Linked DNA regions of Homo sapiens: regions 1, 3, 4 and 5 are each linked to region 2. A link is a loop called in an ENCODE intact Hi-C map of the cell type or tissue named here. Cell type or tissue: GM12878. All regions are shown on one strand.

Evidence for each region. Hi-C counts contacts between places; a loop is a spot of excess contacts. Peaks named below come from ENCODE experiments on the same cell type or tissue, not always from the same donor. Only the 100,000 strongest peaks of a DNase experiment are listed, where the experiment ranks them.
Region 1: it touches region 2 in a loop (5-fold over the local background); 11 of 110 quality-filtered maps call a loop at or near these places.
Region 3: it touches region 2 in a loop (2.7-fold over the local background); 3 of 110 quality-filtered maps call a loop at or near these places.
Region 4: a loop joins it to region 2, with 11 times the contacts of the local background. A loop is called at or near these places in 2 of 110 quality-filtered maps.
Region 5: it touches region 2 in a loop (3-fold over the local background); 11 of 110 quality-filtered maps call a loop at or near these places.

What each region holds. Positions count from the first base shown.
Region 1 is chr10:62,607,888-62,612,887 of GRCh38, forward strand. No RefSeq gene overlaps it. Among named protein-coding and RNA genes, the nearest start is that of ADO, 190 kb to the right of the region's middle. In GM12878, a CTCF peak has its summit at 2,956; a DNase peak (open chromatin) is centred at 2,974.
Region 2 is chr10:62,679,379-62,684,378 of GRCh38, forward strand. No RefSeq gene overlaps it. Among named protein-coding and RNA genes, the nearest start is that of ADO, 120 kb to the right of the region's middle. RefSeq lists an enhancer at 2,007-2,186. In GM12878, a CTCF peak has its summit at 2,276 (motif pointing left); a DNase peak (open chromatin) is centred at 2,103; H3K27ac peaks cover 1,492 bases.
Region 3 is chr10:63,081,530-63,086,529 of GRCh38, forward strand. No RefSeq gene overlaps it. Among named protein-coding and RNA genes, the nearest start is that of NRBF2, 49 kb to the right of the region's middle. In GM12878, a CTCF peak has its summit at 2,560; a DNase peak (open chromatin) is centred at 2,592.
Region 4 is chr10:63,155,516-63,160,515 of GRCh38, forward strand. No RefSeq gene overlaps it. Among named protein-coding and RNA genes, the nearest start is that of NRBF2, 25 kb to the left of the region's middle. RefSeq lists enhancers at 2,573-2,622, 2,703-2,752. In GM12878, a CTCF peak has its summit at 2,801 (motif pointing left); a DNase peak (open chromatin) is centred at 2,786; H3K27ac peaks cover 716 bases.
Region 5 is chr10:62,730,082-62,735,081 of GRCh38, forward strand. No RefSeq gene overlaps it. Among named protein-coding and RNA genes, the nearest start is that of ADO, 72 kb to the right of the region's middle. In GM12878, no CTCF peak of the experiment used is centred here; a DNase peak (open chromatin) is centred at 3,100; H3K4me3 peaks cover 1,158 bases; H3K27ac peaks cover 3,017 bases.

The DNA.
Region 1 (5,000 bases), 71 kb before region 2:
TATCTGCTTTTGGTCTTTGATGATGGTGATGTACAGATGGGTTTTCGGTGTGGATGTCCTTTCTGTTAGTTTTCCTTCTAACAGACAGGACTCTCAGCTGCAGGTCTGTTGGAATACCCTGCCGTGTGAGGTGTCAGTGTGCCCCTGCTGGGGGGTGCCTCCCAGTTAGGCTGCTCGGGGGTCAGGGGTCAGGGACCCACTTGAGGAGGCAGTCTGCCCGTTCTCAGATCTCCAGCTGTGTGCTGGGAGAACCACTGCTCTCTTCAAAGCTGACAGGGACATTTAAGTCTGCGGAGGTTACTGCTGTCTTTTTGTTTGTCTGTGCCCTGCCCCCAGAGGTGGAGCCTACAGAGGCAGGCAGGCCTCCTTGAGCTGTGGTGGGCTCCACCCAGTTCGAGCTTCCCGGCTGCTTTGTTTACCTAAGGCGCCCCTCCCCCAGCCTCGCTGCAGCCTTGCAGTTTGATCTCAGACTGCTGTGCTAGCAATCAGCGAGATTCCGTGGGCGTAGGACCCTCCGAGCCACGTGTGGGATATAATCTCGTGGTGCGCCGTTTTTTTAAGCCGGTCTGAAAAGCGCAATATTCGGGTGGGAGTGACCCGATTTTCCAGGTGTGTCCGTCACCCCTTTCTTTGACTCGGAAAGGGAACTCCCTGACCCCTTGCGCTTCCCAGGTGAGGCAATGCCTCGCCCTGCTTCGGCTCGCGCACGGTGCGCGCACCCACTGACCTGGGCCCACTCTCTGGCACTCCCTAGTGAGATGAACCCGGTACCTCAGATGGAAATGCAGAAATCACCCGTCTTCTGCGTCGCTCACGCTGGGAGCTGTAGACCGGAGCTGTTCCTATTCGGCCATCTTGGCTCCTCCCCTAAACGTGAATTTCTTACTGGCTTTGTGATCTTTGGAAGGTTATTAAGCTTCAGTTTCATTATCTCTAGAAATTGGTAAATAGTTCTTGCAGGATTGCTCTGAAGATTAAGTGATTAAGTTAGGCAAGAGATGCAATATGAACATGCCTAGAAAAATACCTGCCACAGAGCAGGGCTTCAATCAATCTCAGCTATTTTTTTCTCCAATGCCTACAAGTGGACAAATGATGAAAAAGACTGAACAAATAATGTTAACTGAATTATTATGATAAATTTGATATTTCTTCCCATGAAATCTCACTGTTTTTAATAGAGAATATTCATCGAGTAAGATGCAATAAACATAATATATTATCTTTCAGAATAATTTTATACAAATAAACAAACCATTTAAAAAAAAGAAAAGAAAACCTCTTTCATCAGCTCAATTGTCCTAATTCCTGCTTAGGAAAATCATGTTTCTTTAACTCTTCAGGACTATGTGAATACCATATATTCAACAAGCAAGCTTCAAGTTCTCATGGGTAAGTGGGACAACCAGAAAACAGAAAGTTAAATGTGTACAAAAGTATGCATCCTGGTCGCCCATCTGAGGATAAGGATGTGGTCTCTGTGTCCAAGGTCAAGCCTACAGTGGAAGGCCAAATGTCCCAATTTAAAATTATAGTCCATATTGCACAAGGGAATCTGGATTTTGCTCACTGTTTCCTTGACATTACAACAGTATCTGGCACACAGCAAGTGCTCAATAAGTAATTGTTGGATGAGTGCATAAATGAGTGGACCACAGCAGGTATCATCCAGTACGGTAGTTTTCGAACATGTTTTTAGCTGTGGGCTCTTTGATCAAACAAAATATTCAGCTAGACACCCAATGTGATACAGATGCAAAAGGAACTTATCTTGTCCAGGTAAGACTGATAGGCCTGCACCCCAGGGACCCCTAGATTTTGCAGAGCATAGCTGGAAACCCCCAATCTCATTAAACCCCTCGTTTCAGAGATGGGAACAGAAAGGCCCAGAAATGAACAGGGCTTACCCAATGCTGCATAGTGGGGCCCAAAATTTTACTTTTGCGGTTGGGAGTCCCTATGCCAGTGGGGAAAAGAGCAAATTCTACTAAGTGTTTGCATCACCAGGAGGGTGTGTAGACACCTGCAGGTCATCCAGGTGGCTTCAGTGTAGAGCTGATATTGGTTGTTTATCCTGTTTTTAGAAATGCAACTTGTTCTATGGTGCAATAAGGAGCTTCAAGCTGTGTCACTGAGGACTCTTTAATGGCAAGGCTCTGTATTTTGGCTATAACCTTATGACTTCCCAACTCTCCACCCAGGAAATTGCTTCGCAATTTAGACATCCTAAAATTGTCTCCAAAAGAAAGTGAATATGGATTCTTTGGGGAACAATTGTGTCAGATCAGTGGATGAGAATTTAGGAGCTGACTTTGGGTCTGGATCTGATAACACTAGCATCCTTCCAGATCACAGAGTTTAGAGCATCCAGTCGAGAATACTAATTAGTGCTGAGTGTGGAAGACAGACTCAACAACCTGTGCTTTCTCCCTTGGACTTTCATGTTTGCTCAGGTCATGCCCTGTTTGCTCCTCCATCCTCTCACTCTTCCTCCTTAGATGCAGCAGACGGTCTGCACCACTGAGGGCCTTGTACCCAGCCCCTTCTCCTCCTCCTCCATCCAGTCAGCAGAGGGCTACCAGGCCCATAGGATGTGGCTCAGAAAGACCATCCCTTCTCCCTTTGCAGCCTCTGCCCTCGCCTCCAATTTATTCTCTGGCCCCTTATTTTCCATTATGCTGGAGACAGAGAAAAAGGGAATTAGATTCTCTCACAGATAGAAATTACAAAGTCAAAGAGCTGAGATAATGGGCAACTTAATGCTAGCCACCACAGCATTTCTCAATTGCACAGTCCTGGATAAAGTATGACTTCTTGATGCACATACAACAACAGCAATAACACTGTAAGTCAAGTTGTTTGAAGACGCCCACAAGGTACCTGGGAGAGGTCTACCAAGCTGGCAGATGCTCCAGGCAGTTTGGGGGCTGTTCCTCCAGTCGACCTAAAGAGGGAGCTGTTTCCTTAGAATGCCTGAGCGAGAGGCCCTGCCCGCCAGCCCGGGGGTTTGGGGATCACAGCAGCCACCTGCTTGTGCACCAGGCTGTCACTGAACAAATGCAAGTTGCACTTTTCTCATTTTTTAAAAAATTGTGTCTACTAAACTGACAAGAGTTCTAGTAGATCAAGTTCTGTTACCAATCAGGCTCAATGTCTTTATCTGTAAGTGGGAACAGGGGCACAGGTCCAGCAAATTTCACTGGGTGGTTAAGAAGCCTGGCTGTGCTTGGCATGGATGGGTATCATGTAATAATCAAGCGTGTTTGCAGTAGAGACTAAAAGATCAGTTTCGAACTGATACCTCACCACATGGCCTTGGCCAGGTTTCTAATCTCTCCACCCCTCAGGTTCTGCTTGTAATTTTGGGAAAAGAATAGCACTGAATTTACAGGACTGTTGTAAGGAATAAGTGAAAAATGTGTGCAATGGATTGGATGGGGCCAATACATAATAAGCTCTTAATAAATGGTAGCTTTAAAAAATATAGCTATTGAAGCAAAAATGTTTTCAGACCCTGTCTTATTACGCACAGGTGAGACGCATGCTCTACTTCCTGACTTGGTTCTCCCACACAAGAAAAGTCAAACAATATTCCAGAAGGGAGGAGTTGTGTTTCCAATCCAAATGGAAATATATTGCTTGGGCATGACTCTCCAGGGTGCTTCATTGAAGGGAAGGCGCCCAAGCCATGTGAATGTGAAAAGGAGAAGTTGACACCTCAGTTTACACATCTCAGAGGAATTCACGTGAATGTGTTTTCCCTACAGCAATAATCCTTCCTCCAATCTGTAACCAATATTCATCTACTCATTCAATAGACAGCCATGAAGCAATAACTTAATATGTGCACTAGTATAGTCTGTAGAGATAGAAAGATGAATAGGCCCCAATCCCTGACCTTAAATTAAAGGTTTACAGTCTAGTTGAGGGAGACAGGAAGACAAATGAATAAATAGTCACGATACAGAGCTGGTAAGCACAGGGTGCTGTGAGCATATGTAGAAGGGGCCCCTAACCTGGACTATAAAAAGGGGGTGGTCCAAGCCTTACTAGAAGAGATAATGGGCTGAATTTTAACAGGGAATGTAAATTTGACATTTGAAGTGGAAAGAAAGGATGTTTTAGGCACAAGTTCTTTATGTTTCCCCTCCACAATGCAAGAGAGTTACATTAGATGGTTTCTAAGATGGTTTTCTGGAGAGAGGGGAGTAGGAAGAAGGAGCTTCCCTGCAGTAAATTCTGCTTGTGGAACTCCCATTCCATGTGCACACAGCCATAGGAGAACATAGTATGCTGGGGAGCTGCTAGGTTGTAAGAGCAGGATTTAAAACAAGGGATCAAGCTGGATGGTCACATGGTCATTGGTGTTCAGAAAAATCCATCTGTGTGGAGAAAGGATTGAAGGGGTGGAAGCAAAGAAATAGGTGGGAAGGGCCGGGCACCATGGCTCACACCTGTAATCCCAGCACTTTGGGAGGCTGAGGCGGGTGGATCATGAGGTCAGGAGTTCGAAACCATCCTGGCCAACATGGTGAAACCCCATCTCTACTAAAAATACAAAAATTAGCTGGGTGTGGTGGTGCACGCTTGTAGTCCCAGCTACTTGGGAGGCTGAGGCAGGAGAATCGCTTGACCCCAGGAGGCAGAGGTTGCAGTGAGCCGAGATCGCACCACTGCACTCCAGCCTGGTGACAGAGCGAGACTCCATCTCAGAAAAAAAAAAAAGAAAAAAGAAATGGGTGGGAAGGCAGTTGGTTGGGGAAAATCATGAGGGCGTCAGGGTCAGAGGCAAAGGAGATGCAGAAGCAGGGGGGCGGCTGACTACAAAGGCGTGTAGGAGGTAGAGTTGACAGGACTTGGTGACTTGATTGAGAATGATAGGGAGAAGTCAAGAAGGGCCCCAAGGACCCTAGCTGGGCCCATGGGACCATCTCAGAGCCCTTTCACCTAGCATCTAATGCATATTCCCTTTATGCATATGGAATCTATGATCTTCATTT
Region 2 (5,000 bases):
TAAAATTTTCGGAATGGTAAATAAGCTTTGCTTCAACTTAAAGTCACCAGCTACATTAGCCCCTAACAGGAGAGTCAACTTGTCCTTTGAAGCTTTGAAGCTAGGCATTGACTTATCCTTTGTAGCCATAACAGTCCTACTTGTCATCCTCTTCCAATCTAAGGCTATTTTGTGTACATTGAAAAGATGTTGGTAAGTGAAGCCACTTTTATTAATGATCTCAGCTAGCTCTTCTGGATAACTTCCTGCAGCTTCTATATCAGCACTTGTTGCTTCACCTTGCACATTTATGTTATGGAGGTGGCTTCTTTCCTTAAAACCTCATGAACCAACCTCTGCTGGCTTCCAACTCTTCTTCTGCAGCTTTCTTACCTCTCTCAGCCTTTGCAGAATTAAAGAGAGTTAGGACATTGCTCTGGATTAGGCTTTGGTTTAAGGAAATGTTGGGGCTGGTCTGATCTTCTATCCAGAGCATTAAAACTTTGTCCATATCAGCGATAAGGATGTCTTGCTTTCTTATCACTGAAATGTTCACTAGAGAAGAACTTTTAATTTCCTCCAAGAACTTTTCATTTGCATTGGTGACCTGGCTAACTGGCACAAGAGGCCTAGCTTTTTGTTTATCTTGGTTTTCAACATGCCTTCCTCACTAAGCTTAATCATTTCTAGCTTTTGATTTCAAGTGAGAGACACACATTTCCTTTCACTTCAACACTCAGAGGCTATTATATGGCTAGTAATTAGCCAAATTTCAATATTTTTGTGTTTCAGGAAATAGGGAGGCCCAAAGAGAGAAAGATAGGTAGGAAAACTGCCAGTCAGTGGAGCAGTCAGAACACGCACCATATTTATCGATTAAGTTCACCATTTTATATGGGCATGATTTGCAGTGATCCAAAGCACTTATAATAGTAACATAGTGATATAAAAGATCACTGATCACAGATCACCATAACATATAATAATAATAATGAAAAGTTTGAAGTGTTGTGAGAATTACCAAAATGTGACACAGAGACATGAAGTGAGCTCATGTAGTTGGAAAAAAATGATGCCAGTAGGCTTGCTTGTTGCAGGGTTGCCACAAATCTCCAATTTGTTAAAAAACACAATATCTATAAAGCACAGTAAGGCAAAGTGCAATAAAACAGGGTATGCCTGCATGTGAATCAGAGGTAGAAGATACTTGGCCGGTTGCAGTAGCTCACGCCTGTAATCCCAGCACTTTGGGAGGCCAAGGTGGGCAGATCACTTGAGGACAGGAGTTGCAGACCAGCCTGGAAAATGTGGTGAAACTTTGTCTCTACTAAAAATACAAAACTTAGCCAGGCATGGGTGGTGCAAACCTGTAATCCAAGCTACTCGGGAGACTGAGGTAGAATCACTCGAACCCAGAAGGTGGAGGTTGCAATAAGCCGAGATCGCACCAGTGCACTCCAGCCTGGGCAACACAGCGATACTGTCTCAAAAAACCCTAAAAAGCAAAACCAAAAACAAACAAAAAATAAGAGATGAAGATTCTATTTCCAAGGTTGCCGCAAACTTTGTGATCTTGGGCACAGAGAAGCTGTGAATTCTAAAGTCCCTTTGAATTCTAAATTCTGCAACTCTGTGCATTGGGCAGTGGACAGAATGTGAACTTTGACATCAGAAAAACCTACTTTCAAAAATGTGCCTCACTGCTTTCTAGCTGATGGGTCTTATAGTTAAACTTTCTGATTTTAATTTCCTCATCAATAAAATTGGGCTAATAATATCTTCCTTGCTGTATTAGTATGAGAATTAATGCTAACACGTTGGACAATTCTTGGCATCAATTAAGGACAGCACTGGTGGTTCCCATGCTGGCCCTGCTGGTGGCCCAGCAGCAACTTCCTTCCATTGCCCATGTAAGCCAGTCTCACTATAGGAAATCTACACACACATTCACCACCAAGTAATGCCTCAGACACCCTCACACTCTTGAACTTTCCTATGACTATGATACATGCTTTTCAATCTATCTTAAGGTGACCTTCACTTGCACGGAAAGTCTGAAAATGTACAGTCAGAGTTGCGTAACTGTGAGGTTGGCCTATAAAGGAAGGAGCTTTTCTCTTCTTCCTTTAATTTTTTTTTTTTCATTCACTTGAGGCATTCCCCTTGTGGGCGTGTGATCTCCCCAATGGCAGCAATAGCTCAGGCAGCCACAACCACAGCCCTCAGCCCGCTGCAAGTGAGAGCGCAGAGCACCTGGCCTCCTACAGCCCGGAGCTCCAGCAGTTCCATCTGCTGGCCGCCAGAGCAAAGGCTCAAGGACCTCTAGGCTTGCCCTGAACAATGCACAGGGGGCAGCTGTCACTCCCTGGAGCAAACTTACTCTGGGGGAACCTCTGGTCAAATTCCAACAGTTGAGAATTCCAGAGATGCCAGGAGAGCCGAAGCAGTCAAATGACCCTCCACTCATCAGCACACACACTTATCTGTGGTCCAGGTAGGAAAGTGAAATGTTATCATCTGAGTGCACATCATGACACAGGAACCAGAAGACCATTTCAGAAATAGATTGATTCAGTCTTGTTACTCTGTGCATATACATATAAAACAAGAGCCACAGAAACAGGCTGCTTTCTGCCTGGTAGTCTTTAACTCTGGTCACACTTTAACATCACCAGGAAAGAAAAATAGGCAAAAAGACATGGTCAAATCTTACAATAGCCAACCCTTACATCAAGTTTACCCTGTGTCAGGCACTATGTAAGTACTTAGACTGCAAAACCCCAAAGAGTAGCTAATGACACTATCCTCATGTTACACATGAGAAATGGGAGTACTGAAGGGTTAAATAACTTGCTCAAGATCACATAGCTCATGAGGGGCAAAGACAGAGTTTGAATCCACCTAACAGTCTGATTTCAGACATCAAGCTCTAAACCACTGTGTTTCACAAAAGAAAAATTACAAAGAACTGAAAAACATATGAAAAGATGCTTAACCTCACCAGGGACCAAGAGAAGGCGTGGCAAAAAAAGACATGCTCAAATACTTGTAGAGTGTACATCAGCCCTTTTAGAAAGGTGATTTGTGAGTGTCTACCAAATGTAAACTATGAATTCGCCCTGGTCCAGGATTCCACTTCCAGTAATCTATGCTGCTGGAATACTCAAAAGCTTTGTGTACAAGGATGCCCACAGATGGCAATATCTTTGCAAAACCCTCTAGCCATCTCTGTATGTGACTCATGGTAAAGTACCTGGCTCTTCTTAGGTGCTCCAGAACTGCTTGCAAGAATATGCAACCAATAAATATTTATTTATCTAAATAATGATGTGTTGTCCAAGTACTTCAGTAATGCTACTAACAATTCAATAGTGAAAGTGTGATCACACCAAGCTTGGCAAAACTAAAAGGAACCACAAAAAGGCTCTTCTGTTCCAGGCTCTGTGGGGGAGGAAGATGGCCCCACTTGCTGCATTATCTGGGTCCCCCACTGGGGGGTCTGATGGAGTGCAGCCAATGGATGACACCAGCAGATGAGAGGGTAGGAGTGAGAGATGGAGTGTTCAGTCTCTGAAGCCCTTGAGTGTGCCATCTTTATTTGCCAAGACCCTAAGTCATTTGGTCTCATACTTTCATCCAGTGTACATCTGTGGAGGACCTATGGGGGTTACAAGCATGAGGAAGTCAGTCCCTTCCACCTGTCAGCTCAGGGGAGCAGCTATTCCATGGGCCCATGCAGGACCTTTTCTTTCAAATTCAGTGGGGGCTTTGCTCTTTCCTAAGTGACAATGAATTCAGATGGCAACACTTGGTTAACTTAGTTTTTGTTCAGGTGTCTGTCTCAGATAAATCTAAACCCAGTTAAAACCTCTCTATCTCTAGAAATCTCTTAAGAACTTCATCTCACAGGGCAAGTGCAGTGAGTTCAAAGAGGCTAAGGGGGAGTGAAGTGGAAGCAAACCTGCTTCTCCTTGAGTGTCCCCACCTCAGGGAAGGATACTTCCAACCATCTGGTCCCAAAACTGGAGCCCCAGAATCTCTCACTTTACCTCTCTAAACCTCTCTCTGGTCTATCCCCTCCCATGCATCTTCATTTCTACCACCTTGGTCCAGGCTCTTACCTTTTCTTGTTTGCAGTGGTCATAAGGAGTGGACTGTGACCTCATCTCTGCATTCCAGTCTGGCACAGTGTCTGGCATAAAGTGGGCCCTCGGAAAAGGTTGGTTGCATGAATCAAAGCCTGTCACTGTAGCCTCCCACCTTCCTTCCTTCCCCAGTCTATTGCCCACCGGACATGGTGAGATCTTTCTAAATCAGAGATATAGTTACATCATTACTTAAAGTCCTTCAATGTTTCCACCATGGCTTTTAGCCAGGGCTTGCCAACCTTTGTCTATAAAGAAACAAATAGTAGATATTTCAGGCTTTGTGGGCCCTACAGTTAGTTTCTATTGCAACTACTCAACTCTGTTGTTATTGTGTGAAAGCAGCCGTAGATGGTATATAATCAATGAGCTCAGCTGTGTTCCAATAAAACTTGATTCACAAAAACAGGCAGCAGGCTGAATTGGCCCAAGGGCCACAGTTTGCCACTCCTGCTCTAACAAGTATGTCCAAGCCTGTTGATGTGGCATCACAACCTGGATTCAGCCAGCCTGAGTCCTGACACTCCTATTTCACACTTTGCTCACCATCAATGCCACTTTTCTTCCAACCCTTCCCATGTGCTGTGTATTTTCAGGTATCTGTGACTTTACATTTGCTGTTCTCTTCTAGAATCCCTTCCGTCATCTATATGCCTATGAAACATTTATCTTACAAAGCCCCTTGCTTTGAAGGCTTCCCAACTACTCCCCCACTCCTGCTCCCAGAGACTAACCTCACCCTCTTTTTGTTGCCTTTGCACCTGCTTCCATTATTAGAGTTCCACCTAACTCAATCTTGTCATTACTTGTTGACATGTCTGTATCCAATTATGGAAGGGACAGGCCTGTTACAGAGCTGCTTAGGAAATGTCTGCT
Region 3 (5,000 bases), 400 kb after region 2:
TGACAAAGTAAGTGGGGTAAATGCTAACAATAGGTCAATTCTGTTAAAAGGTATAGGAATGTTCCTTATAACTATCTTTACTTCTACAACTTTTTTGTAAGTTTGAAACTATTTCCAAATAAAAAGCTTAAAAAAAGAAATGCTTTGACATTGAGTAGTTCTAGGGACAAAGGAATAAAGGTAGATGATTTCATCCAATGCTTTATTATTATCTTTTAATTATAATTGAAAATTAATTATTTCACTTATTTGAATGTAAATCTTAAGATATTGAAAGTGCCACTTTAGATGTTGCACACTTCTGTTGGGTCATCAGTATTCTAGGCCAGGGTCATGGAGCTGGTAGATAGAGTCAACAGATCCTCTAGCCTACAACAAAAATTCCCTGGCCACATGCACATTGACCCCACCCACATTTATCAGTGTCAAATCCCACATTACAGCCCCCTCCTCACAACAGATCCTCCCACTGAATATATTTTTAGAATTCTCTCCAAGCCCAAATGTGAATAATAAAGGAAAACAGATTACAATTTGGATCCCAGAGCCTGACAACTTAAGCCTATTGCAGAGTCTTCTTGGACTCTGTCTTTTGTGCCCACTCTAATTTCCATAATACAAATTCAATTCACATTTTTCAATAAAGCTGCTCCCCTTTAAAAAATGTGCATTCTTAATCTTTGCAATCTGTACATCTAACAAAGGACTAATATCCAAATCTACAAGGAACTCAAACAAATCAGGAAGAAAAAAACAATCCCATCAAAAAGTGGGCTAAGGACATGAATAGACAATTCTCAAAAGAATTTATACAAATGGTCAGCAAACATATGAAAAGATGGTCAACATCACTAATGATAAGAGAAATGCAAATCAAAACCGTAATGCAACACCACCTTACTCCTACAAGAATGGCCTTAATAAAAAAAAAAAATAGTAGATGTTGGCATGGATGTGGTGAAAAGGAAGCACTTTTACACTGCTGGTGGGAAGGTAAACTAGTAAAACCACTATGGAAAACAGTGTGGAGATTCCTTAAAGAACTAAAAGTAGAATTACCATTTGATCCAGCAAGCCCACTACTGGATATCTACCAAAAGGAAAATAAGTAATTACACAAAAAAGATACTTACACACGCATGTTTATAGCAGCACAATTCGCAATTGCAAAAATATGGAACCAGCCCAAATGTCCATCAGTCAACAAGTGGATAAAGAAAATATGGTGTATATATATATACCATGGAATACTACTCAGCTATAAAAAGGAACAAAATAATGCCATTCAAAGCAATCTGGATGGAATTGGAGACCATTATTCTAAGTGAAGTAACTCAGGAATGGAAAACCAAACATCGTATGTTCTCACTCATAAATAGGAGCTAAGTTCTGAGGACACAAAGAATGATACAATGGACTTTGGGGACTTGGGGGAAAGGGTGGGAGTGGGGTGAGGTATAAAACACTACACATTGGGCTGGGTGTGGTGGCTCACACCTGTAATCCCAGCACTTTGAAAGACCGAGGCGGGTAGATTACCTGAGGTCGGGAGTTCGAGACCAGCCTGATCCACATGGAGAAACCCTGTCTCTACTAAAAATACAAAATTAGCCGGGTGTGGTGGTGCATGCCTGTAATCCCATCCACTCAGGAGGCTGAAGTAGGAGAATCGCTTGAACCCGGGAGGCAGAGGTTGCAGTGAGCAGAGATCGGGCCATTGCACTCCAGCTTGGGCAACAAGAGCGAAACTCCATCTCAAAAAACAAACAAAAAAAAAGAATACACACTGGGTACAGTGTACACTGCTCAGGTGATAGTTGCACCAAAATCTCAGAAATCTCCACTAAAGAACTTATTCATGTAACCAAACACCACCTGTTCCCAAAAAACCTATTGAAATATATATATATTTTTTTAAATAATAGGCTGGGCACAGTGGCTCATGCCTGTAATCCTAGCTCTTTGGGAGGCCGAGGCGGGTGGATCACGAGGTCAAGGGTTTGAGACCACCCTGGCAAACATGGTGAAACCTTGTCTCTACTACAAATACAAAAAATTAGCCGGGCGTGGTGGCGGGCGCCGGTCATCCCAGCTACTCGGGAGGCTGAGGCAGGAGAATTGTTTGAACCCAGGGGCGGAGGTTGCAGTGAGCGGAGATCGCGCCATTGCACTCCAGCCTGGGCAACAAGAGCGAAACTCTGTGTCAAAATACTAACAACTAATGATAATAATAATAATACAGAACAATGGGGGAAAAATGTGCTTTCTTTAGCCCCAGTGGCATTTTTAAAAACAATTTAACCTAAACCATTTGTATTAGGAGAAAGTTTTCTGAGTAGTCAACATTGCAGAAATAGAAAATCAGTATTTTACCTAAAATGAATGTGAAAAGTTTATTAAATACTTAGAAGTACTTATTACCCAAAATACTTCATTCTAATTTATCAAAATGCTCTATAGAAGTGATTGCAGAACTTGTTCTTACAAACTGAACCCACACTCGGCCAGCTGGCAGAAGTACTCGAAAATATCCACGAATGCTGGTCACTGAAGACACCTAGAGGACGTATTTAGAAACTACACAAAAACAGGACAGCAAATGTTCAACAGCTCCTATTACTGTCGTTGTGTTTAAAGAGCATTTGCTCAGGACACCCTGTGGGAGGAGGGGAGCGGAGTGGGGAATCAGGCCTTTAGTGCCAAAAACTGGAAAATCAGATTCTTGGCACATGCCAGAGTAATTTTCACAATGTGCTACATTAGTTCCATAAGAGCATGTTCTGTGATAGTCCTGTTGCTATAGATAAGAATGTGTGTCTCACTGGCTAAAAAAGAACATCATTGAAAACCTATATTGTGATTGACAGTGGTCAAAGATGCCAGGAAAATCTTTGCTCTGTCCTAGTTCCTTATTTGCTTTCCTGTTGCTCAGTCCTATTTGCACCCATGATTGTGGAAATTTTAAAAAGTTATTTCTAGGTCATTAAAAACTCTCCTTTGACTTTCCAAAAGCCCCAGTTATGGTCTACCCTTTGGTAGAAAGGAGAGATGACTCATCTTGTCCCCTTTGGCCCATGAACCTCCCAGTCTTCTTTCCAATTAATAGCAGGCTGGTGCGAAAGAGTGTTTTGTTCCTGCTTTAGGAACCTAAATTTTACAATCTGGGTGAACAGAAATATGCAATGACAGCAAATGTAACAATCATTTAAAACACAGCTACAACTCTCACAAGAATGACTATTTTTAACACTAAATTCCATGGCCCAGAAAGAAGTTTAAATATTTTAAGCAATATTTATTACAACAAGAATGCAAGCTGTGTCTAGCCATCCTTGATAATGGAATTTAACCAGGGCCCTCCTGTGGAGTATCATACTACTTTATGAGAAAATTCCCTTTTCCTATGTTACAGAGGGATCAGACCATGTATGTATAAAGAGTATTACTTCAGGAACATCTGCTTTATTGACCAATTATTGATTTAAAATATTTGAGCTTTCTTTATAAGAACTATTTGAAAACTTTAGCTTAAAAGTTTTCATCTCTTTTGTCGGGGTAGGGATCAGAGAACAGAAAGAAGTTGCTTCCCAGTGTCTGGAAGTACTTACCAATGACAAACTCGAATCTGAGGTTACATTTTTATGTCCAGACAGGGTGTGGCTGGACATGGAACAGGGGAAAATGTGCATTTGGCAATTTTCAACTTCTTTTTCAAGGAGGAAAACAATGTATAAGACTGGTTAGTTTCTGGCTGGGTGCAGTGGCTCACGTCTGTAATTCCAGCACTTTGGGAGGCCAAGGTGGGAGGATCACTTGAAGCTAGGAGTTCGGGACCAGCCTAGGCAACATAGTGTGACCCCACCTCTGCAAAAATAAATTTACTGGGCGTGGTGGTGTGCGCCTGTAGTTCTAGCTACTCGAGAGGCTGAAGTGGGAGGATTGCTTGGGTTTGGGAGGTTGAGCCTGCAGTGAGCCATGATTGTGCCATTGCACTCCAGTCTAGGCAACAGAAAGAGACCTTCTCTCCAAAAAATAAAATAGTTTCACCAAGGTTAAAAGGAACATTTGCTAATATACATGGGGATGGCATTATTGCTCAATCTTTATTGAACACCTACATGAAATGGGCAGTATTAAATGATATGAATAATTATGATTTCCATACATAACATGTTTCAGTCTGGGGCTTGAGTAGCAAAATTCATTTAAATCCATGTAAAAATAAGCACAATGGAATCTTTTTAGATGGTTAATTAAGTTCATATGATGTTAAAAGATTTTGAATTAAACTGAAAGCAAGTCACTATTACTGTGATATTTAGTAAGAAAGCAGAAATCCAGGAGACTCATAAAAAGTGGAAAAAACAAAGGCCTAATTCAAAAGATATAAGCTGGGGTAATTTTTTTTCTCTCTTAAGAAGTAGGGCTGGGCGCAGTGGCTCACGCCTGTAATCCCAGCACTTTGGGAGGCCAAGGTGGGTGGATCGCCTGAGGTCAGGAGTTCAAGACCAGCCTCACCAACATGGTGAAACCCCATCTTTACTAAAAATACAAAATTAGCCAGGCATGGTGGCGAATGCCTGTAATCCCAGCTACTCCAGAGCCTGAGGCAGAAGAATCGCTTGAACCCAGGACAGGGAAGTTGCAGTGAGCTGAGTTCACACCACTGCACTGCAGCCTGGGTGACAGAGCAAGACTCTGTCTCAAAGAAAAAAAAGAAGTATCCCGCACATCTAGGGCATCTAAGATAACAAATGCTGTTTTTTTTATTTTTAGTAGTCCAAGGGATTTTCTCTATTTTAATTGTTTTAATTTTTAAATACATAATAGACCCACATGAGTTCAAATTTTTGGAAGAAGAAGATACGGCTATAAAAAGTTTTCCTCCCACTTCTGTCCCTTAGCAACCAGTTTCCTGACTCAGAAACAACCAGTCTTATTAGTTTTTTTAATGTATTCTTTATTTTATACATAAACAAACAACACACACACACACCTTC
Region 4 (5,000 bases), 480 kb after region 2:
TTGAGGAAGTTGGGTTAGGCTCACAAATCCAGTGACGAAACTAGTAGAAATAGGGCCAGGCGTGGTGGCTTATACCTGTAATCCCAACACTTTGGGAGGCTGAGGTGGGAGGGTCGCTTGAGCCCAAGAGTTTGCGACCACCCTGGGCAACATAGTGAGACCCTGTCTCTACCCAGAAAAACTTTAGCTGGGTGCAGTGATGGCGCGCCTGTAGTTGTGGTTACTCCAGAGGCAGAGGTGGGAGGATGACTCGAGCCTGGGAGGTTGAGGCTGCAGTGAGCTCTCATCACACCACTGCATTCCAACCTGGACACCAGAGTGAGATTCTGTCTCAAAAAAAGCAGAAGTGACCATGGAGAAATCATATTTTTTCCTGTCTCATCTTGCTGCAGATGAAACCAAAAATAAACTAGCCTGCCAAATTGTCTTGAGTTCTATACTTTCTTAAAAGTTACATTAATTTGCTGGGCACAGTGGCTCACGCTTGTAATCCCAGCACTTTGGGAGACTGAGGCAGGCGGATCACCTGAGGTCTGAAGTTCGAGACCAGCCTGATAAATATGGCAAAACCCTGTCTCTTACTAACAATACAAAGATTAGCCGAGTGTGGTGGCATGGGCCTGTAGTCCCAGCTACTTAGGAGGCTGAGCAGGAGAATCACTTGAACCCAGGAGGCAGAGGTTGCAGTGAGCTGAGATTGTGCCACTGCACTCCAGCCTGGGCAACAGAGCTGGACTCTGTCTAAAAAAAAAATATATATATATTAATTTGTTTATCTCAGTGTTGTTGTTTTTTTTATTATTTTTTCTGTTTGGTTGACTAGAATTTCTGTTCTGCTAAATATCTCAGTGTTTTAATATCCTAGACTCGACATTTTACTTGCCTAACCTTGCTCATAAAACTTGACATTTAAAAGCTTGTGCCAAAAATAGTCATGTGTTGCTTAACAAGGATGTGTTCTGAGGAATGTGTTGTTAGGTGATTTTTTCATGTGAGCATCCTAAAGTGGACTTACACAAACCTAGAAGGCAGAGCCGACTCCACACCTAGGCTGTATAGTCTTGCTCCTGGGCTACAAACCTTTACAGCATGGGACTGTACTGGCTAGGCAGTTGTAACACAATGGCATTTGTATATCTAAATATAAAGGTATGGTCTTATAATCTGTCATGTGGCCCATCATTGGCTGAAATTTTATATGGCACATGACTCTATTAGCCTAGCCATTTCTCTCTAAAAGATGAGCTCTGTTAGAGGTACCACTGTACCTCTGCTACTTTCTGCTTCCCAAGGAGGCATTGGAGACTAGGATATTGTGATTTATAAGAAGAAATAAATATTTTGCTGTTTGTCTCTGGTTCCTGGCACAGAGCTCCCAAGTCTGTAATTTCCTGGCTGGTAGGAACTTTTGTTCTAATGTGATGACTCTCAGTGGGCCCCTGGATAGGGATTGGACACAAGAGAGACCAGCATGATTAGAAGCTTAAAACTTTCAGCCCCATGCCCCATCCTTTGGAAGGGGAGAGAGGCTGCAGATTGAGTTACAATTGATTATGCCCATATGATTAAGTCTCCATAAAAATCCCTGAACTACAGGATCCTGAGAGCGTCCGTGTTACGGAACATGTGGAGCTGGTGTGCCCTGAGAGGACACAGAAGCCCCGTGTCCCTGCCCCATGTCTGTCTCCCATCTAGCTGTTCTGATAAGTACTTTCATAATAAATGGTTAAATGTAAATAAGATGTTTCCCTAAGCCATTCTAGCAAAGGATTGAATCCAAAAGTGTGAGGCAGCAGTGGGGAGTGTTGTGGGAACCTCTGATTTGCAACTGGTTGGTCAGAATACCAGGTTGAACCGGGGATTTGTGGTTGGGTCTGAATTAAGGGTAGTCTTGTGGGACTGAGCCCATAACCTCCAGGTAGGTAGAGTCAGAGTTGAGTTAATTTTGCAAGATCACCTACCAGAGAATTGATGTGTGGGAAAAAAAAAAAAAAAGCTCACATCCGGTGCTGGAAGTGAAGTACTGAGAGTGGAGAGAAAAAAAGTGTTGCTTTTTCATTTTTTTTTTTAAGATCATTTTATTTTTTGAGATGGTCTCACTGTTGCCCAGGCTGAAGTACAGTGGATCAATCATGGTTCACTGCAGCCTTGATCCTCCCGGGCTCAAGGGATCTTCCTACCTCAGCCTCCCAAGTACCAAGGACTACAGGTGTGCCACCACACCTGATTTTTTAATTTTTTGTAGAGACGGAATTTCACTATGTTGCCCAGGCTGGTCTTGAACTCCTGGCCTGAAGTGATCCTCCTGCCTCAACCTCCAAAAGTGCTGGGATTACAGGCGTGAGCTACCACGACTGGCCTGGTTTTTCTTTATTCAGAGACCATCTGGTGAGACTTGAGTTTGTCTTTACACTCAACAGAAAAAAACTTCATGTCCATTTTTAATGATAACCCTTCATTTGTGAGCAGTTGTGGTTAGAATCTTGTTTGAAAATGACTAAGATGGATGCTTGTGTGAGGCAGCCTGCCACAGGGTGTTTATAACCTATTTGAAGAGTCAGGGTGTAAACTAATAGTAGCTATTATTTATTGATTCATTCTAGATCATAGGTTATGTGAAGATTAAAAGTGTTTAATTTTAGTATCATTATATTGTGTCATAATCCCAGTGTAGCCTAATCAAAGATCTCTGGGAGTGGATGGCGTGACTGTTTAAAAAAGTAAAGGGCATCCTCAGATTATTTGTTGTTTCCCAGGTGCAATCTTGTCCTTTTACCAGCTACTGCTAACCAACACTGCCATCTGGTGGACAGTAAGAAACTTCTGGTTCTTGTTGGGTCCATTAGCCAGGAAGGGTATTATGGTGTCCAGACTCAAGGCTAGGCCCTGCCAATGACTGACATGGAAAAATGAATCTGTTGGGGTCTTACTTGACTTCCTGTCTGGAACAGATATGGAAAACCAATTCAAAAAGAGTCTTTAAGAAGCCTGGGCCAGGTTAGTGCAGGCAGGGACTGTAGTCTTGCATACTAGTTTCCTGTCTGATAAGACCTTTCAGGTTTTGCTGCCTGGGTTTAATCTCAAGAAGGTTGACCCTCAATGGGCCTGGAAGTGCCTGGAGGTTAGGTTGAAAGCTATCATTAGCAAGACTTCGTCTAGCTTGGGAGAAGGGTTTACTGATCTGGAGAATTTGGCAGCCAAAGCAGGCCTGAAACAATACCAATTTCTTTAGAAAAGAATCAACTTGATGTTTGCTCAGGACCTGGGAAGGAGGTGTGGTGGGCCACAAAGAGTTAACCAAGTCTGGACGCAGTGGCTTACACCTGTAATCCCAGCACTTTGGGAGGCCGAGGCGGGTGGATCATTTGAGGTCAGGAGTTCAAAACCAGCCTGGCCAACATGGTGAAACCCCATCTCTACTAGAAATACAAAAATTAGCCAGGCAGTAGTGGTGGGCACCTGTAATCCCAGCTACTCAGGAGGCTGAGGCAGGAGAATCGCTTCAGCCTGGGAAGCGGAGGTTGCAGTGAGCTGACATCACACCACTGCACACCAGCCTGGGCGACAGAGTGAGACACTGTCTCAAAAAAAAAAAAAAAAAAAGTCCTTAGTTGGATGCTAGTAAATGTCTCATAGTAAGAGCAGTTTATAAACATCTTGCCTTATGCTACTAAAAATACAAAGTAGCTGGTATACTTTTCACCTTCAGGAAAGTATCTGGGATCAAAGAATGGGGAAATGACTTTCTAGGTATTTCTTTTTTTTTTCTTTTTTTAGACGGAGTCTAGCTCTGTTGCCCAGGCTGGAGTGCAGTGGTACAATCTCAGCTCACCACAACCTCCGCCTGCCGGGTTCAAGCGATTCTCCTGCCTCAGCCTCCCAAGTAGCTGGGACTACAGGCATGCGCCACCACACCCAGCTAATTTTTGTATTTTTAGGAGAGGCGGGATTTCACTATGTTGGCCAGGCTGGTCTCGAACTCCTGACCTCGTGATCCACCCGCTTCAGCCTCCCAAAGTGCTGGAATTACAAGCGTGAGCCACTGCGCCTGGCTGTATTTCTAGAACAGCAGGAACAAAGGCATGGAATTAAGGGAGGTGAGTAATCTTGGTCAGAATCATATCATAGTAGGACAATATGAGATGAAATTTGAGGGAGGCTCAAGTGGATTAGCTTTTTATTTCCTAAAGGTGAAGGGGCCAGGATCAGGTTCCAGACTTGAGGAATGGAAAATATTTGGAATAGGCCCTCAGAGTTAGGGCCGAAAGAATCCAAGTGAAGGCGAGTTTAGTTTTTGCGTTCTTAGTCTGTTTCTCTAATGTGGGCACACTACATTAGAAAAAAAGTGGGAGGGGTAGTCCAGATATGACAGAAGGATAAACGGTGAAGGAATCAAGAATACAAATGAGAATGTCTTTAAAGTTGCTAAACACAGATTCCAGGATGTACAGGAAGACAAAGGAGACAGGTTAATTAGGGAGTGGGATAGGGCTGAGGGACCAAAGCCTCCTAAGTAAGTGATGCCCAAAGGTAGTTTCCAGAAAGAGGAAAGGGAGTTTGTCATCTGAGAGAGGGACTCTTGATTTGGTTGATTAGAAGAACCAAACAACGATTAGCCCTAGGCTTCCTCCATGGAAATTCCCTAAAGAAAAGTCTTGCTATTCAGAGTGTTATTAAGTCCCAGGGTCTTCATTGCCACTAATAGATCTTTTTGGAGGGACTGATATCAGATATTTCCCTATTCTTAGGAGGAGATGGCTGTTCAGGGAAGGCCAGATGTTAACAGAAGAAACAGAAGGATATTAAACATGCCATTAAGCTGGTGACTGGAAAAGAAAAAAAAAGTTAAACATTGCCACAAAATCCTTTGGTTTCAGTGTTAAAACTAAATAAACCTCTATGGAGGCAGCAAGATGTTAAATGGGGCAAGAGGGTCATAGACCAGTTTTCATCCTTAGGTAATTTTCATTTATTTGAAATACCCACACTTTGGGCATTGT
Region 5 (5,000 bases), 51 kb after region 2:
TTATCTGAGTGTCTGACTTCCTTGAGGGAAGAAAGAATTTATTATTGAATATTATTCAATCTTCTATTCCTAGCACCTAGAATGTGCTCATCAGATGCTTCTTGAATGATCAGTTGGAAAGAAAAATGGATAGTAGTGAACAAGTTGGATCCTCCTCCATCCTCCCTCTGGCTGTCCCAGACAAAGTGAACATGTTTTCAACCTTATTTTCAACTATTTTGCTAATATGTACCCCAATAAGGTGAGAAAACCTCGAGTGTAGCCTTAATCTAGATGATGTCTGCTTTTAGTCTAGACTATGCCTTTGTGCAAATAGAAGAAGGCATCCACGCTACATGGTCAGATGAGAAATAGGTTCCTCCTTGGGCACCTAATTATAAGATACCATTTAGATAAAAATTAAATAATACACCAAACTTTATATTGTTAACATGATATATTAATATATTATGTATTTATATATATGTTGCTTATATATATGTATATTATATATATCTACATATTTTTTAAAACACATCAAAAGATGCCTGCTCTGGTTGGATGCAACTATGCAGACCTGTGCCAGGGGTATATCTTGGGGAGCAGAGCATGGACTGTGTTTCATGTCCCTGCACACCTTGGTCAGCATCTCTGTGAAGTGAAGGGACTACCCACGCACACATGGCCTCTCTGCCCTAGAAGAGCCCGGTCTGCAAAGAACAGAACTTGACATAAAGTCAAACTATGCATATCAAATCCATGAGGTACAGTAGGGAGTAAATAGACCCATAGGCATTATCTAATTGAAGAGTTAGTTCATTTGAAAAGATATTAGCAAGAAATAGAACCAGTTCTTTTCCATTTGTTTTTTTTAATTTTAAAACATCAAAACACAGAAAAGTACATGTATCTGCATATATGCCATCAACCACCTAGATTTAACAATAACATTTTATTACATTAGGTTCCAATCTTTTTTAAGTTCCCCTACACCAAATCACTGCCATCCCTGTCTCTTTCCTTCATCTCCAGATTGTCCTCGAGTGAGGACATGCCTGTCCAGCCCATGTTTGTTTGTGATACATTCACTATGTATTTTTATATAAACAACATGTGTCTTTAAAAATATATGATGTAGCTGTATATAACAAATATATAAGCAACATATATCATATATAAATATATAATGTATAAATATATCATGTTAACAATATAAAGTTTGGTGTGTTTTTTAAATTTTTATCTAAATGGTATTTTATAATTCAGATACTTGTATAGTTTGCTGTTTCTATTCTTATATTACCTTTCAGAGATCGATCCATACTGGTATATGTAGCTCTATCTCATTTACTTTAACTGCTGTATAGTACTGCATTACATGACTAATTCACAACTTGTCCATCTTTTCATTGATAGGCATTTAAATGATTTCCAGTTTTTGCCTTTACAAACAATGATGCAATGAACATATGTTCACCTGTCACTTTGTATACATGTGCAAGAGACTTTTAGCTTACATACCTAGAAGTAGAATGACTAAATCTTAGGATATATACATCTTCAACTTTGACAGATATTGCCAATGCACTCTCCAGCATAGACTCACCAACTTACACTCCCACCAGCAATGTATAAGAATATTTGTTTCCCTGCATCCTTGACAAACTTGGTTTTATCAGATATTATCATTTTTGCCAGCCTCAGGGGTTTGAAATCATATCACACTATGGTTTTGATTTGGATTTCACTTGATATTAATGAGACTGAGTTGTTTCTTTCTTTTTTCCATGACTGTCCAGTTCATATTAGTTGTCCATTTTTATTGGATTATCTTTTCCTATTAATTTGTAGGAATTTAAAACATACATCTGTATCAAGAATTTTTGCTATCTGTAGGCATTATAAGTATCTTCTTTCAGTCTGCAGCTTATATTTTAACTCTCTATTGTGTCTTTGTTGGCACACAAGTATAATATTTCAATATAAGTCTCTTCCTTTGGATGTATGCCTTTTGAGACATAGCTCTGATGTTTTAAAGTGCCCTATGTTTGCAACTCAAAGTTTTAAACTTTCCCTTTCATACTGAGGTCTTAATTCCATCTGTAATTTACCTGGGTATAGAGTATGACATAGGGATATTTCTTTTTTTCCATAGCTAATTATCCCAGCACTTGAGTAGTTCACTCTTTCTCTGCAGATTTGTGTTGCCATCTCTGTTATAAACCAAATTTCCATGTATTCATGGGTCTGTTTCTGGAACTTTTCCCTCTCAATTTGTCTCTCCCTATGCAAATACCAAACTCTTTAATTACTTTCAGAAGGCAGTTTTTACTGACACCTCACTATTTTCTGGGTGAGATGTGAATACCTCCAGGAAGGGTGATGCTCTAAATCAATGACAATGCCATGTGCATACTGTCCTTAGATTCCTTCCAATCTGTCAATCCACTGAGAGGAAATTTTGGTGGAGAAAATCCAAGGGAGATCCAGAGAACACAGGGCTCCAGGAAAGGGGAAAGGAGAGAGACTCAGAGAGAGGGTCTCTCAAGCAAGAAGCAAAACATAGCACCTCCAATTACTCAAACTTTTTCTAGGCTTTATCCTGAACATAGTTATATTTGCCCAGAAATAGCATATTTCAATATATAAATGTACCCCACAGCATTCTATAACACTTATCATAAAATCATAACCAGACCATAGCTAATATTTATTGGCACCTAGGCTAAACATTGATAGTAAATATGACTTTATTAAATCCCATAACGTGGGTAATTTCCCTGAAATATAGATGAGAAAATTGAAGCTCAGAGAAGCAGAGTGATTTGCCCAAGGTCACACAGCTAGTTAGTGGCAAAACCCAATCTACCTTCCTTGCTACTATATTCCACTGCCTCCATGTTGTAGAATGTACCACATTAGAGTGGGATTACCTGCTTTTGAAGGGAGAGAGTGAATCTTGTTTTACCATTACGTTCTCAACCCAAGCACTGTGTTAGTCACACAACAGGCTCTCAATCAATACTTGTAGACAAGAATGAATAGATGCATGTTAGCTGTGGAGTCTGTGGTTTCTGAGTCATGAAAGGTCTACGTGGTTTATTTAGTTGTTTGGGGGAGAACAGTCTTCACCTTACTTCCTCTGAAAGCCACGCCAAGCCTCTTTTCTTCTTACCCTCAGATAATGAGCTGAGTTACAAATACACAGCAAAGTCTTTCCACCTACACAGATCCTAGGAGTGTACAAATTGATTTGGGGGTGGGAGAACCAGGCACACAAAGGTCAGTGCCAGCAGCACTTCCAGCTTGGACATTTGTTTTCATCTTCTAGAAATAATATTCCCATTTCCCAGATGTTTCAGTGTCATCAGCTTTGTTTCTCAGCAGAGGCAACTGCAACTATTCCTCCTCATGAGGCTGCGTGCTAAATCTGAAAAGCGTTTGCAGCTCAGCCCCACAAAGATTGCTGCTGCAGTGGGGATTCCCAGCCAGCACAGAGCCCTTTGCTGTCGAGTGGATTTCCCCGACATAAGAAGTGAGTGGACCACTGGTCCCTGGGGGATTGTCAGCACCATAACTTCTTTGAAAAAAAAAGTATTTTGGGGTGGTGGGGTTGGGAGACAAGGATCTGTAAAGGGAGGCTATAGTGCATTGGGAACTGGTTTGGAAGACATGGCTCTCTCTTCTGCAGAACAGAATGGATTCATCAATGATGGCTTCACAGCAGTTAGGCCTCCATCACCAACCACCTTGGGTTAACTACTTTACCACCTCTGAATTGAGCTCAGCCTCAGAGCTTCTCAGGGCCCATGTGGGCTCCATTCCAGCAATAAGCATTTGGAAAGCTTCGCATCTGAGAAAGTGCCTCCCGTGAGTTATCTGTGCTAGGAACTCACATCTGCTGTCATTGTCATTCACTTGGATTCTGACATTGATCCAGAATTTCCTAGAAAACACTGTGCTTTCTGACTACTGCTGTGATCTGTGGCTCCCAGATCAGCTTTTACCACCAGCCCTTACCACACGCCTTGCTGTGGCTTCTTGCCTTGTCTCCATAAGCATTGCTCTCTGGAGCTGGCACATGACTTGGCAGGAAACCCCTGGCCTAGAAAAGTCTCCTTACTTTCAACACTCCATTCACTCATTCAACAAACATTTCCTAACACCTGCTATGTTCAGGCACTCGTCTAGGCATTGGGATACAACAATAAACAGGCAAAGTCTGTGCTCTCAAAGTCTTGCACTCTAGTGAAGAGGATAGAAAATCTGCACATAGATAAAGAGCTATTGAACATAATATTCTGTAGTAATGAGCAGCACCATGAAGCAAAAATAAACTAAGATTAGAGAATTGAGATTGGCCTGGGGAGGGGGTAGCACTTCAGAGAGAGGGGTCAATGAAGAAGATAACATTGAAAAAACCTGAACAGATGAGAGAGATTACTGGGGGAACATACCTGGTAAAAGGGCCGAGGGGGAAACGTGCTTGGCAAGATTAAGGACAAAAGTAGGTCAAGGTGCCTAGAAAAGAGAGAGAGAGAGAGAGAGAGAGAGAGAGAAACAGAGAAGGTATGAAAGGAAACAAGTGTATCATGATGTGCTCCTAATCAGCCAATCCTCTTAGCTCATGAGACCTCAGCCTAGATCCCCAAACCATCACCTGCCATCTTACCCAAATTATAGACACAAGCATAAAGAGAAATGGAAAGTTTCATGCATTTACCCTTTGCTAATCGATCCAATGACAGTAAACTCCAAGGAAGGCAGTACTAGGAATTCCTGAAGCCTATATGGGGCCAATGAACACTTAGAAATTAGATATGACTATGGAGTAAAGCAGAAAAAGGTCCCTTGGTAGTCCTGGCAAATACGTGGTACATGCGTCACCTCTCCCCACCTCCAAACCCAAGCTCACAAGCCCAGTGCCAATCAACAATGTCATTCTCATTCATTGAAATGGGATTAGTCATCCTGACAGATTATTGACATTCTGGCTCCAGAGTTACCTATAATGGTCTAGT